Linked DNA regions of Homo sapiens: regions 2, 3 and 4 are each linked to region 1. Evidence: chromatin contacts called from ENCODE Hi-C or POLR2A ChIA-PET data. All regions are on one chromosome and are shown on one strand. The core of a region is the stretch at or near the end of the contact, and the rest is flanking DNA. Distances in the headings are between cores, read along the strand shown. Region 1 holds the start of BRAF (B-Raf proto-oncogene, serine/threonine kinase). Region 2 overlaps TMEM178B (transmembrane protein 178B). Region 3 overlaps DENND2A (DENN domain containing 2A). Region 4 overlaps LOC105375535 (a long non-coding RNA gene).

Evidence for each region. A loop is a pair of places that touch in the nucleus more often than their neighbours do. ChIA-PET counts read pairs that join two places held with the same protein, here RNA polymerase II (POLR2A). Pooled maps may share reads with other maps.
Region 2: a loop to region 1 is called in a map of endothelial cell of umbilical vein, with 4 times the contacts of the local background. The contact joins the enhancer-like site here to the promoter of BRAF in region 1. A Hi-C loop is called at or near these places in 1 of 168 maps with a recorded cell type or tissue (endothelial cell of umbilical vein). POLR2A ChIA-PET finds 5 or more read pairs at or near these places in 1 of 52 experiments (Caco-2).
Region 3: a pooled map shows a loop between it and region 1 (2.4-fold over the local background). The contact joins the enhancer-like site here to the promoter of BRAF in region 1. A Hi-C loop is called at or near these places in 5 of 50 pooled maps. POLR2A ChIA-PET finds 5 or more read pairs at or near these places in 2 of 52 experiments (BJ and H1).
Region 4: a loop to region 1 is called in a pooled map, with 3 times the contacts of the local background. The contact joins the enhancer-like site here to the promoter of BRAF in region 1. A Hi-C loop is called at or near these places in 4 of 50 pooled maps. POLR2A ChIA-PET finds 5 or more read pairs at or near these places in 4 of 52 experiments (Caco-2, PC-9, T-cell and 1 more).

What each region holds. Positions count from the first base shown.
Region 1 is chr7:140,923,308-140,926,798 of GRCh38, reverse strand. BRAF (B-Raf proto-oncogene, serine/threonine kinase) reads left to right here and starts at 1,870. Exons shown (of 18, transcript NM_004333.6): 1 at 1,870-2,233. The coding sequence starts at 2,096. It overlaps LOC105375536 (a long non-coding RNA gene), which reads right to left and starts at 1,707. Exons shown (of 5, transcript XR_002956518.2): 1 at 297-1,707. RefSeq lists a silencer at 1,978-2,047.
Region 2 is chr7:141,361,228-141,364,718 of GRCh38, reverse strand. All of the region lies in intron 2 of TMEM178B (transmembrane protein 178B), which reads right to left. Among named protein-coding and RNA genes, the nearest start is that of AGK-DT, 190 kb to the left of the region's middle. RefSeq lists an enhancer at 693-1,482. Within about 2 kb of position 1,940, at least 2 of the 41 ENCODE cell types and tissues checked have a DNase peak (open chromatin) inside an H3K27ac peak, as active enhancers do.
Region 3 is chr7:140,515,855-140,519,345 of GRCh38, reverse strand. It overlaps DENND2A (DENN domain containing 2A), which reads left to right. Exons shown (of 20, transcript NM_015689.5): 20 at 608-926. The coding sequence ends at 639. Among named protein-coding and RNA genes, the nearest start is that of MKRN1, 38 kb to the right of the region's middle. Within about 2 kb of position 1,250, at least 11 of the 41 ENCODE cell types and tissues checked have a DNase peak (open chromatin) inside an H3K27ac peak, as active enhancers do.
Region 4 is chr7:140,655,101-140,658,591 of GRCh38, reverse strand. LOC105375535 (a long non-coding RNA gene) reads right to left here. Exons shown (of 6, transcript XR_928047.3): 5 at 2,751-3,003. Among named protein-coding and RNA genes, the nearest start is that of DENND2A, 16 kb to the right of the region's middle. Within about 2 kb of position 1,876, at least 20 of the 41 ENCODE cell types and tissues checked have a DNase peak (open chromatin) inside an H3K27ac peak, as active enhancers do; they include PC-9, where a contact is called at or near this core.

The DNA.
Region 1 (3,491 bases), core at 621-3,120:
TGAAATAGGACAGTTAGAGAATTAACAAAAATCTTGCCAGTTGTGTTTCTGATGAAAGGGTGATGAAAGGGTGATGAAAGGGGAAAAGGTGCCATGACTGGCTAATGGTGCTATTTCAGTCTGCTTCTAAGTATGTCCTTATAGTAAAGGGTGCTTCAGATTAGTTTAGCTTGATGACATCATCCCTTGTGATCATTTACTCTACATTTGCCAAGCCACTTTTTGATTTAAATTTATTTCCTCATAGAAACTTTCCTACTTGGAGGAGAATGTACAATGAAGTTAACAAAGCATACCATGTTCATGTTTTTTTTTTTTTGGAGACAGAGTCTGGCTCTGTTGCCCAGGCTGGAGTTCAGTGGTGCAATCTCGGCTCACTGCAACCTCTGCCTCCCAGGTTCAAATGATTCTCCTGCCTCAGGCTCCTGAGTAGCTGGGATTACAAGTGTGCACCACCACACCAGGCTAATTTTTTGTACTTTTAATAGAGATGAGGTTTCACTACGTTGGCCAGGCTGGTCTCAAACTCCTGGCCTCAGGTGATCCATCCGCCTCAGACTCCCAAAGTGTTGGGATTACAGGCGTGAGCCACTGCGCCCGGCCTACAATGTTCATCTTATAGGTTATATTTTTTCAATGCAGAAGAATGTTAGTATTCTCATTCATCAAGCAGCCTCACACAGCATCCTTTACCTGAGAGTAAGCATCAGCTCCCAGGCTTACGGTGACCCTAATCAATATGAAGACACCCTGTTTCAGAAGTCAGTAGGACACCTTTCTATTTCTTGAATCATCCAAAATACAGTAAGGAGGTCGCTGGTGACTTCCCCCATGATGGGAAGTACTAAAAGGCAGAATCCACTTAGTTTTTCATGACTTCATGTTTAGGTTACTTTGGTGATTCACTCCAGGCCATTGGGAGCCCACAGTAATTGTTTCTCATTCCCGTTTCTCTCTTCCTTAAACTTTTCTTTTCCAATTATTTATTCTTTATTAGATCCATGTATTTTTAATAATGAATTGAATTTCATTCTGTAATTGGGCTTCTCAAAGATAATTGACCTCTTCTCTCCCAATTGTTTTCATGCGTATTTTGCAGAGAATGCTTGGAATATTCTGTTCATGAAAGGCACAAAGTACATAAAATATTTTGAGTGATTTTCTTCAAAATAAAAATGATTAGTTTTGATGCTTCAGATGTCTAGAATGCTATGTGCCTTGTACAGGCCCTACGGCATGGAAAGTGCTCAACTGATATTTGTTAAATGAATGAATCTGGAAAACGAAAAATACACGAAATATTTTATTCCTCAACAATGAAGAAAAAGCTTTCAGACTTCCATTTAGACTCGTTTTAACTGGCTGAATTCTTCAATGAAAAGAAAACACGCGTCGCACTGCTAATTTAGCTGTTCCTAAATATATTTCCATCAAATTCTGCTTGGCTGTTTCAACCTTGGGGTTGAAGTTCTTATTTTGATGACACAGAGACGTTCATTGCAGTGGAAATAGCAAGTAGTATTGGCTTCCCCGCCTTCCTCCCTCTAGGATTTCAACTTCTCCTCCTCGAACACCAGCCCTGCTCTTCTAGTAAATCCCACATTACAGAACAGGCTGAGGACGGAGGAGACAAGAGGAAAGTAGGAAACCGGAGCCATGGAAACGGCGGAGCGGAGGCAAAGTGTGAGAGCGCGGGTGGTTAGAAGGGAAAAAACCCTCCCCGGACGACGGCGCGAAGGCGCGCCTCAGATTACGTCACGCACCGGGGTGACGTCACGACCGTGACACGCGGGTGACGCCGTTGCCGCGGCGACTTCTCGTCGTCTCCGCCCCCTTCCCCCGCTCCCCCCCGCACCCCCGCCTAGCGTCCTTCCCCCAATCCCCTCAGGCTCGGCTGCGCCCGGGGCCGCGGGCCGGTACCTGAGGTGGCCCAGGCGCCCTCCGCCCGCGGCGCCGCCCGGGCCGCTCCTCCCCGCGCCCCCCGCGCCCCCCGCTCCTCCGCCTCCGCCTCCGCCTCCGCCTCCCCCAGCTCTCCGCCTCCCTTCCCCCTCCCCGCCCGACAGCGGCCGCTCGGGCCCCGGCTCTCGGTTATAAGATGGCGGCGCTGAGCGGTGGCGGTGGTGGCGGCGCGGAGCCGGGCCAGGCTCTGTTCAACGGGGACATGGAGCCCGAGGCCGGCGCCGGCGCCGGCGCCGCGGCCTCTTCGGCTGCGGACCCTGCCATTCCGGAGGAGGTGAGTGCTGGCGCCACCCTGCCGCCCTCCCGACTCCGGGCTCGGCGGCTGGCTGGTGTTTATTTTGGAAAGAGGCGGCGGTGGGGGCTTGATGCCCTCAGCCACCTTCTCGGGCCAGCTCCGCGGGCTGGGAGGTGGGCATCGCCCCCGTGTCCCTCTCCGTCATGCAGCGCCTTCCTACGTAAACACACACAATGGCCCGGGGGGTTTCCCTGGCCCCCACCCCAGATGTGGGGATTGGGGCAGCGGTGGTTGAGCGGGAGGCTATCAATAGGGGGCGAAACTCAGGGTTGGTCCGAGAAGGTCACGATTGGCTGAAGTATCCAGCTCTGCATCTCTGTGGGGTGGGGGCGGCGGCGGCCTCGACGTGGAGGATATAGGTTAGTTGCTGGGGCTGAGACAACAGCCCGAGTTACTGTCGCGTGTAATTCTTACATGGTCGTGGGGATGATGGGGCTCATCATTTCCTCTCTCCTCTCCCGGACTGCCCCCCTTCTCAGTCCGCTGCCCTTTTTCACTTTTCTATTTGGGGATTTCTCTTCACCTGTTTTACCCAGCAAATTATTTTGATTTAGTCTTTACTTTTTCAATCCTAAATCGCAGTTTCCGATGCCTTTTCTGGTCTCTGGTCCTCTGTTCCTAATGTTTGTCAGCGCTCTGTCGCTGATTGGTAACCCCCATTCTATTCCCATCTACCGCCCGCTCATTTTCCAGTTGTCGGACCTGCCTGCCTTCTAACCCCAGCTCCCACTTAAGAGCATTTTTGCACTTCTCTTACCCTGGTCCTCTTGAGGCTCTGTACTTGATCTCACCACTCCCTAACATTGTTGTCTGTTGTTATCTTCACAAATCCTCCTGGACACTTTGGAGCTACTTGTTTTCTGAGCCCAGAAGCTGTCAAGATTCCATCAGGTTTCACTTGGCTCTTTTCGCGCTTGCACTACTGGCACTTTTTGGCTAGTCGTCCATTGTGCATTCACACCTCTTTATTCCTACCCATTTTTATAGGTCTGATTGATTTCTTAGTGTTGTCCTCCTTTTTGTCCTATTTTTTTCCTTTTCCTTTTTCCTCTCCAGTCCTTGCTTCTCTCAGCCTGTTTTTGCATTAGTCAGCCTCTTAGCACTGTGTCAAATTATTTACGTTTTTTTATTACATAAAATTTATTACAAATATTTGGTATTTTATTACAGAAAATAATACTTTATTATGCTTTACAAATAAGATATGGTATAATAATTGTGGTTTACAGTTATTGAT
Region 2 (3,491 bases), core at 691-3,190, 440 kb before region 1:
GTGGTCATTTCACTGTGTGATCCCTGGCCCAACTTTTTTTTTTTTTTTTTTTTTTTTTTGAGACAGAGTCTCACTCTGTCACCCAGGCTGGAGTACAGTGGCATGATTTTGGCTCACTGCAACCTCTCCCTCCTGGGTTCAAGCAATTCTCCTGCCTCAGCCTCCCGAGTAGCTGGGACTACAGGCACGTGCCACCATGCCCGGCTAATTTTTTGTATTTTGGGTAGAGACGGGGTTTCACCGTGTTAGCCAGGATGGTCTCGATCTCCTGACCTCAGGATCCGCCCACCTTGGCCTCCCAAAGTGCTGGGATTACAGGCGTGAGCCACCGTGCCCAGCCCCAACTTTTTAATGTGTTCCTAATACTTGGGAACAAATATCTGGGAGAGGTATTTTCTTTGAAAGGGAGTATAGCCCAGAAGCACAGTACAATTGAACGCATCTCTAACTGAACTAAAATGATACAGCTACTGGGAAATTATTTTAGGGCAGGAAAGGGGAACTGCTCACTTTGCAAAGTAGCATTTGAAGGAGTTAGTCATAGGACAAGTGAAAAGAGGCCACATTTTTTGTTGTAGGCAGAAAACACATAAATCTATTACTTCTAGAAGATGGAAAGCTGTAACTACACCTAAACATAGTATAGATACATTCATGGGTGAGAAAAGCCTAAACAGATATTAGGAGTAAGTCAAGGTGATGTATGAAGCCTTCTTAACCTTTATTTTTTTTTCAATTTTAAATTCTTTAATATTTAATATTTTTATTTTTTATTTTCATTTTTAAATATTCTTATTTCTTTTTTATTATTTTATTTATTTATTTTTTAGAAACAGGGTCTCACTTTGTTGCTTAGGCTGAAGTGCAGTGGCGCAATCACGGCTCACTACAGCCTCAACCTCCTGGGCTGAAAGGGTCCTCTACTTAACTTTGAGAATAGCCTCAGGAAGGTTGAGCACATCTCCTGTGTGTCCAGGCTTATCTTTATTCAAAACAGCACTTTGTTTCAAATGAGCAACTACAAGAGACCTAACTTCCACAGAACTCTCTGTTTTCCACTTCTGAAGATAAACGAAGGACAGAAGGGGATAATTCTTCGTGACACACCAACCTCATCTCAGGAAAACATTCAGCCTCAGAGAGCAGAAATAGCACTGCAGTTAGAATCAGAGAATTGCGTTCAAGTCCTGGTCTCCCACCCATGAGCCTGACCCTGGCCAATCACTTCACTGATCTTCAATTTCTCTCACGTGAAAATTAAAATACTTCCGTCAACTCCAGAAGGTTACTTACTGGGAGGGTCCTACAAGGCCACGTGTGGAAGCACTCTGTGAACTAAGTTACGATATCTTGAGAAACTGACACCCAAAAGATATGTGCAATAGACTCAGGGAAGAAAGTGATGTGTGATGTATTTTGCTCAAAATATTTTGGCTCTCAACAGCAAGATCCTAAAGGAATTCTTAACTGTTTACTAACCCAGCAAAGGCGAATCCCGAAGGTTTGTGCCAGTCCCATTCACAAGTCACAACATGCTGACTCACATTAACACTCGCTCGCTCTTTTTTCCAAGCATTAATGAGCTATTTGGTGTTAGGGCCCTTGGGACTTTTCCGATGATTTTTGTCTCCTTTAAATTTTCCGCCTTGCCAATTTTCCAGAATCCACTGGCATGGGAGCTCTCGGCCTGCTCTGTCTCCAGAGGACAGACCCGTCTTTATCTTCCCAGCCTTTGCTATACCTGCTCAAACAATTTCCCTTTGCCATGGTTCCGGCCATATCTGACCTCATGAGCACTTTTCCAGATGGCCAGCCAGAGGTGTGCTGTATCTGGATGACATGCACTGACCCCTGAGTGTCTCTGTCGCTCCAGGAGAAATGGCTACAGCCCGGGTGGTTTCCTTTCCACTTCTCCTGTAACTTTCAAACTGCTCATTGCATCTCTGCCCAGCTGAGGTGGGGGAACTCACAGATGCTTTCCCAATTAGTCATGGATGTCCAGATTCCAGGCCCTAAGCCAGTCCTTCAGCCAGAATGCCAGCAAAGTTATGATGCTGACCTCAAAGCACCAAATGCCCCCACAGAGTGATGATTCTTAGATTTGACACTTTCATCATAAAATTATCTAGTCCTCCTTGTTCCACAGAGCACTTTTCTTTTAGTGGATATATTAATTGTCTGACCAATTAATAGGTCTTTTTTTTAAAAAAAAAAGTGCATGTGTTATGCTTTCTTGCTTAGGAGAGAATCAAAGAGGAAAGCAGCGGTTTTATAGGCACCATGGGGACAGCATTTTACTATGAAGCATGAGAGATGATCAGGCTGCAGGCAACTTGTCTGTACACTTCAAAGCCAAAACAGGTCCACTTTGTCATGACTATGGTGCCATATGTTTATTTTCTTGCATTGGAATTGAGTGATTTTTGTCCCAGCAAATGGCCCTGGTGGGGCACCCTCTGCCAATACAAAGTAAAGGGCCTACTGCTGACACCCAGGACTTCCTCAGTGCCAGACGAAGATTGCAAATCATATCTTAATCTGTGGGGCCTGTTGAAAAGCACTAATTGTGACCTCCAGAATTCTCTGCCATGACTCGATGCGCTAATTAGCAATGGCATTTGTCAGACTAGCTGTCTTAGAGGAAAGGGGTCTGGAAAGCTGAATTAATTTAGCCATTGCCACGCACTAAAGATGTTTTGCCTTGTAAGAAAAATCAACCTTATCACCTTCCCTTTTCCAAGAAGGGTGAGTTTGAAAGTGTCACAAAGACAAATTTCCATTTGTGGTCTGTAGTACAGTTATAGTAGGGTTTGCAAATTCTAAGGCCTACAGGTGCTGGTAGGCAGCTAATTTTAATGATGAAGTGGGCTGGGTGTAAGAAACATGCAGCCTACTCTATCTTTTCTTTTGTTTTCCTACTCTTGAGAGAGACAGTCTCAATTATGAGAAAAATAACATTGCAAGAGTGATGATAGATAAACTAACACTCAGCCTCGGTGTCATGGAGACAATCAAGAGAGGGTGATGGTGGCAAACTAGAGAGAACACATGAGGCTAAAACGGGACAAGGGTTACTCTGCTCTGACCACTGTGTCATGCAGAAATATTGCCAGGATGTCATGTCATGCAGGCCTAATATTGCCAGGATGGCTAATTTTTAAAAAGAGATCAGAAACATAGATTTTTATGTAAAATCTCCTGATTTTTAAATGTTGGCAACTAATCTTTTAAACATGTAAAGTGTGTACATCAAACAATACACATCTTACCAAACCAGGACCTCTCATTCTCCTCTCCCCCAACTGTGCTTGGACATAGAGAAATTGAAGATTTTTCCATTTCAAAGATTTTTTTTTTAGTACTGGTTTTACAGGACATTCTTCAAATTACTTGGTGCTCCATTTGGGTTGCTTGTCTACTTCCTGCTTCCCCACCCTAAAGCCTAGAGGGATGGTGAAGACAAATGGCCCTGTGATACTTGCTTCTGATAC
Region 3 (3,491 bases), core at 1-2,500, 410 kb after region 1:
AGGGAGCATGGCGGGAACCAGACAAGGACGTCTGGCAAGAAAGACTCGCACTGGTGTCCAAATTCCTCTGGAAAGTAGAAACGTGACACTTACAAGGACTGTAGTTTAATCAGTGAAAAGGCCCTTAAAGGGAAAGGGAGAATGAAGACAGCCAAAAAAGAGGACGGAGGCCCCAGTAGGGAGGTGTCTGCAGCAGTGAGGCCCTCCCAGAGGGCCTGTGAAGGGCGCCATATCTGTGCCTCCTGCAGGACGGAGGGCTACCTGGAAGCAGAGTGTTTTAAATACACACAGCATTGCTGGGCACTTTCTCCTCCCCTGGCTCCTGAGGGATGTGTTAATTCGGTGCTTCCTTTATTACCACAGAAGCAGCCAGCCCTCCTAGACAGCTCTGATGGTCTTCCTTTCAAACCCCCTCAAGTCTGAGGAAGACCCCACGGGGATCTCTGGAAAGAACAAAGCCCCTTTGGCTTCTCCAGAGCAAGGGATGAGGCTCCCTGGGGTGGCGTGGGGGCCCCGTTACCCGCACCACTTCTGGGTGGAAAGGGCAAGATTTATCTCACCCTCCTTTGTCTGCCTTGTGAAATGTTCTCATTTTCCTTTTTTTTAGGCAATAAAATGAAATTTCTCCACAAGAAATAACTCTCAGCCTCAAGGGAAAACTTCCTCCTAGTGCAGCCCTATGCTTTAAAAACAGTTCCTGGTGGCCTTTCTGAAAGGCTGGGTCCCAGGTTGTCACGGTGCGGAACTGGAGGCCGCGGTGGCTTCTGGCCGAGGCTGGGCTCTTCCCTGGATGAGGACCTGGGAGCCGCCTGGGAGGACAGCCCCAGAAAGGGAGCCCGAGACCAGGCGTGTCGCCGACATGCAAATGGGTTGTTTTGGTGGTTGGGTTTTTTTTTTTATCTTAGATATTAAAAGTAAGAAAAATGTGTGGGTTTTCTGTTTATTATGCCAAGGCCAAGAGGAGCCTGTCCTGCCCTACACGTTCCCCTCGTTCGTCCCATCCGGCCGCTCAGCAATGGAGCTAAGAGGAGTGGTGATGGGCAACAGAAATGAGGTGCTCCTCGGAGCGGGACTGACGACACATGAGGACTGTGAGGGGAGGAGGCGGAGCCGGTGCCTCGGGTTCAGGGAGTGAGGCCTCCTAGTGAAAGGCTGGGCCCTTGCCCTAGAGTGGAGGCTAGGGAGGAACGGGAGCTGTAGACGGATGTGGCTTCCCAGACACGCTGCTCTTCCAGAAGGGACAGTGATGCCACCTGGTGGCCGAGGCCATGGACGTCTCTCTTCCCAAATGGACCTGACTCTTCTTGACTGCCTTGTTCTCTTAGAAGAAGCCATGGAACTGTCCACTGCCTGAGTAGTCCCTGGCTTTTAGAGGCACACACACAAAAAGAGGTCAGTAAACTGTTCTAGGGGTCTTCAAGTTTACGACACTGCTCACGGCCCACCTTCCAACACATAGCCACAACTTTGACCCCGTTCCCATCTCATTCCAGGGGCCCAGAGCAGCATTAATGCAATAGTGGATGTGCACTGCCTGTACACGGTGGGGGGCGGGGGGACCTTTTGCGGCTGATGGTAACAAGATGGAGGGTGAGAACGCTGGGGCGGCGTCATGAGCCGTGTGCAGCCAGAGAGGCAGCTTGCGTTTTCTGGACCAGAAGCAGGGAGGGTGTGGAGAAGGCCAAAAACCTCAGGGCGACCTAAGAGCTGTCCTGCAGCGGGGACAGTGGGGACAGCAGGGACAGCGGGGAGGCAGGAAAAGCCCCGAACACAGCTGAGGCAGGTTCTCAGAGCAAGCCTCAGGGCCACTACCAGGTGACCCCTGCCCTCAGCTCTCACCAGCGACCCTCACAGAAACACAAAAGGGAGGGGCGCCGACCTCAACAATGGCCCAGAGGGGCCATACTGCCTGGCAGGGGTTCTCAACCTTTAGGGAGCGGGAGCAAGGGGCCTTCCGAGGATAAATAGAAATGAGGAAAATGAGGGGAGGTGACCTCTCATCCTTCCTCTTAGCTGGAGTTATGGACCCCCTCGCCCCTCCAAGTTCTACCCAGGCTTTGGTGTGTCCATTACTTTTTCAGAGGTGAAGATCCACAGTTTACATCAAATTCTCAAAGATGCTCCCAGAATGGTAGAAACCAGGCTGTGCATAAAAATTAACCTGCCTGGCCGGGCGCAATGGCTCATGCCTATAATCCCAGCACTTTGAGAGGCCAAGGCAGGCAGGTGGATCACCTGAGGTCAGGAGTTCAAGATCAGCCTGGCCAACATGGCAAAACCCCATCTGTACTAAAAATACAAGAAAAACTTAGCCGGGCATCGTGGTGCGTGCCTGTAATCCCAACTACCTGGAAGGCTGAGGCAGAAGAATCGCTTGAACTGGGGAGGAGAAGGTTGCAGTGAGCCGAGATCATGCCACTGCACTCCAGCCTGGACAACAGAGCAAGACTCCTTCTCAAAAAAACTCTGGCTGGGTGTGTGTGGGTGGGGACTAGGGGGATGCCTGAATGAGAATCCCTGAATCCTTGAGTGTGGGGGTTCAGGAATATGTATCTAACAAGCTCCTTGGATTAGTCAAGTTTGTGTGTGGGCTCAGGAATATATGTATCTAGCAAGCTCCTCAGACTAGTCAACTTTCTTAATAGTCTGCATATTTGTATATTGCCCAGAAAGGGACACTTTTTGGAATATACTTTCTTTTTTTAACTTATTTCGCATTATATTGTTTACTTAATAACTCCAAGCAAATAAATGTACATCTTTATCAACATTCCCAATGACTGCATAATATTCCATTCTGTGGGGATACTAAAAGCTATTAGTTCATCAGCCTTTGGCTCTTTATACATGCAGGACGTTTCCAGTTTTTAACATCATAACATCGAAAACAGCATCTTTGTACAAGTATCTTAGCACACTTGCCCCATCTTAATTTTCATTTTTGCTTAAAGTAAAATATACATACTTTTTTTTAAATTTATTTACTTTTTTTTTTTTTGAGATGGAGTCTCGCTCTGTCCCCCAGGCTGGAGTGCAGCGGCACGATCTTGGCTCACTGCAACCTCCACCTCCCGAGTTCAAGCGATTCTCCCCCTTCAGCCTCCTGAGTAGCTGGGATTACAGGCGGGCGCCACCACACCTGGCTAATTTTTGTATTTTTAGCAGAGACGGTGTTTCACCATGTTGACCAGGCTGGTCTCAAACTCCTGACCTCAGGTGATCCGCCCGCCTTGGCTCCCAAAGTGCTGGGATTACAGGTGTGAGCCACCACGCCCTGCCAAAATATACATACTTTAAAAATACACATACAGATATTAGTGTACAGCCTAACAAACGTTCACAAATGACCATGTGAAAGTTGCCAGAATCAAAATGGAGCCACACAGACACACAAAATACTTGTGTGAGGACATCTGCCCAGCAACTGCCTGTCCAGCCTCAGACTGGCGCCAGCCTTGTTATGGATCCTTGTAGCCAAGGATAATGATCTC
Region 4 (3,491 bases), core at 627-3,126, 270 kb after region 1:
ATGCTGGACTTCTCGTCCTCCTGTAACACAACTCCTTGACCGGCAGAATGGCCTCCTCTCTGAGACTTCAGTAGCCCCTACAATAGTTGTATAGTTTTTAGTGGCCCTATGGGTTGAGTTACTACAGAGTGTTCAGCCCCAGTATCTACCATAAAGTCCATTGAACGGCTTCCAACTTTTAATGTGACCATAGGCTCCTGAAGGCCCAATGAGAAGGAGTGCGGTCTGTCCTAGTCCTCATATCTTTCAGCCCCTGCCAGCCTGATCAGATCAGTATCTGGTTCTGCCAGGGTGTGGCAGCCCCTGGCCGGTGGCCTCTTTGTCTCTCCGCCTTGGCCATTTCCCTCATTGCCTTATGGACATTTATCCTTCCAGTGTCCTTTCTTTTTGCATTGTGCACATTGATCCTTCTCTAACCTTGGTCAGCTCTTGAATCCTTGTCTTGGCCTCTTCCATGTCCATGTCCACGTCCACTTCCTCATCCTCTCACATTGCTAGTGTCTCTCTCTATGAGGGCTGTTGCCAACAGATCGGCTTTCTTTTTAAGCCTCCGATCTGCTTCCTTCTTTGCCTCCTGGTCATGGTTAACATACACTTTGGTGGCTACTTCTTTTTGTTTGTTTGTTTTTTGAGACGGAGTCTCGCTCTGTCGCCCAGACTGGAGTGCAGTGGTGCGATCTCAGCTAACTGCAAGCTCTGCCTCCTAGGTTCACGCCATTCTCCTGCCTCAGCCTCCCGAGTATTTTTAGTAGAGACAGGGTTTCACCGTGTTAGCCAGGATGGTCTCAATCTCCTGACCTTGTGATCTGCCCGCCTCGGCCTCCCAAAGTGCTGGGATTACAGGTGTGATCCCACCTGTAATCCTCCACCCTCCTACTTATAGAAGTAGCCTGGTGGCTACTTCTATAAGCTGGGTGGCATTCATGCCTGCGAAACCTTCCAGTTTCTGAAGGTTTCGCTTTATGTCACCCTGGGCCTGTCCTACAAATGATATATTTACCATACGCTGATTTTCAAGAGCCTCAGGGTCAAATGGGGTGAAAAGCCAGTATATCTCAGAGTCTTTCATAAAACTGGCTAGGGCTCTCATCACTTTCCTGAAGCATCCCTGAGATCTTTTCTTATTGATTGCCCTTTTTCCACCATCTCTTAGCCCTTTCAGAAGTGTCTTCGGTACCTCTGCAAATGCTGAAGCTGGGTCGCATCTTCTGGGTCCCAGTTGGGATCTTGGTCTGGGAACTGGCCCTGAGCGTATGCCTGAGCATTCACTGCATCTGCTGGTGCATGGGCTTCTAGCCAGCGGAGAGTTGCTGGGTTACTCTCCTGCGGTCCTCAGTGTTAAACAGCGTGAGAAGAAGCTGCCTGCAGTCTGGCCAGGTTGGATTGTGTGTCAGAAAGATGGACTGCATCAGATCTACAAGAGCTTGGGGCTTCTCTGTATAGGAGGGAGTATGGTGTTTCCAGTTTAAGAGATTAGTGGTTGAAAAGGGCTCATAGATGAAAATCTGTTGCCCCCCTTGGACTTGGCCTTGGTCATCATAATAAATGGGTCCTCATGTCTCCCTGAGAGGCATTTACATGCTTGAGCACAGCCAGATCTGAGACACCCTGCTCGACTATCTTGATTTCCTTCCCTGGCCTCTCAAGGCTCTGATTCTTCCCTTTGGGGTGAAACTTGGGGTGTGCTAGCTCCTGAATTTGGTTCCTGGGGGGCTGTTGGCCTCAGTAAAGGGGGCCAGGCTGGGACATATGGAGGAGGAATCTCTGTTCCCTCTGGCAGCTCCTGCAAAACTGGCCTTTCTTGTTCCCTCTGGGACTTCCCCTTTAACTCTGTGTCTGTCGGCGAACCTGCTCTTACTTTCACTTCTGGCTCAGCTTGGGCCACAAGTGTTTTGCAATGAGCCACTAAACAGGGCTGGATCCAGGCTGGTCTTGTTTGTACTATATTTAACCATGAGTTAATGTAAGGAAATTGATCTGGATGCCCAGGCTGTCCTCCGACCCCTGTCACCACCCTAAATACACAGCCAATTATTTCCGTCTGTAGTTCCTTCGGTTGGCCATCCAACTCCAAAAGAAGTCCATTCTAGTTCACAGAGAGTTCTCAACCTTTGGGGGGTCAGCTTAACTCCATAATCCCCTGCAAAACCTTTCTTAAAGTTTTGTAACATGCACTCCAATGGAGTGGGTTTTGATGACTTTCCTCCTATTTCCTCCCTTTATGATGCAGCATACCCACTCTTCCTTTTGACTCAGACCAACCAGACCTTCTCCTATTATGGGAGTTTTCAGACACCACTTGGCTTTGGAGAGGTCCTTATTCCCACCACAATTCTGAGCTGTGGGGCAGCTCCTATTAGCCATATGTGGTTCGCCACTAGTCCAGGTTGGCCCCACACTTCGCTTGGAGCACACAGTCCACGCTAAGAGATCTGTGACTCCCCACATCACTCCCCACATTGGTTTCTCCAGGAACCATCTCTCACACACTTTCACACACCTCCCCATTCCCAGTTCCTGTGTTCCTAATTGGGATGGTGAGCCACTCTTGCCGCCTCCAGTTTCCTTTTCCTAACCAACTTAGCGAGCCACTCTCACATCCGGTGTCGGTTGGGATGTGAGTTTCATCCAAATTGGCGAGCTGTTCTTGCTGCCCCTAACCCGTCTGGGTCAGACTACCAGTTACACCCTGGGAAGGCTCCCCTTCTATCCTTATGAGACGGGTCCTGCCTTGGGCCCCAATACCTTACCGCAGTTCCTGAAGCACGCTGTTTCTGGAATTGTCCTGTAGCCCCTCTCAGGTTCTGTTGTGCTGCTGGGTAGGGGTGCTGGGTCACAGGAGAGCTGATTTCACCCCTCTAGGCTGAAGTTCTCCAGGTGGCACCTGGGGTCACAGGTCTCCCCAGGCCCGGGGCTCCAGCCCCATAGGGAAAGGAGACAGTAGATCTGCCGTCTCCACTCCTCCTGGCTGGCTCGCCAAGAAATGTTGCGGGATGCAGGGGACTAGACAAGTATGGGTGAATACAGGAGGATAATTATTTTAAGGTGTGCACCAGCTCAGTGGATTTATTTTTCCTTGAATTTCTGCCTCGATATTACCTAGATAAAGGTCGTCTTGTTTCTCTGACTACTTCATAAGACAAGCAAATTTTCACAAATTTAAAGGATACATTGTGGAAGGTCTGACTGAAAATAAGGCCCTTGTGGGCATCCTAGAAATTTATCTAGAATGGTGGCTCTCAAACTTTAGCATCCATCAGAATTAGTTGGAGCGCTGGCCCCACCCCATTGCTGACTTTTGTAGGTCTGGGGTGAGGCCCAAGAATGTGCATTTCTAACAGTTACTATATGATGCTGATGCTGTTGGTTTGGGGAAAACATTTTGAGAACCATTGACCTTGTAGATAGTGGTAGTGGTGAATATGGTGGTGGTGGTGGTGAAGATGGTGGTGGTGGTGGTCAAGGTAATGGTAGTGGGTGGTAACAGTGGT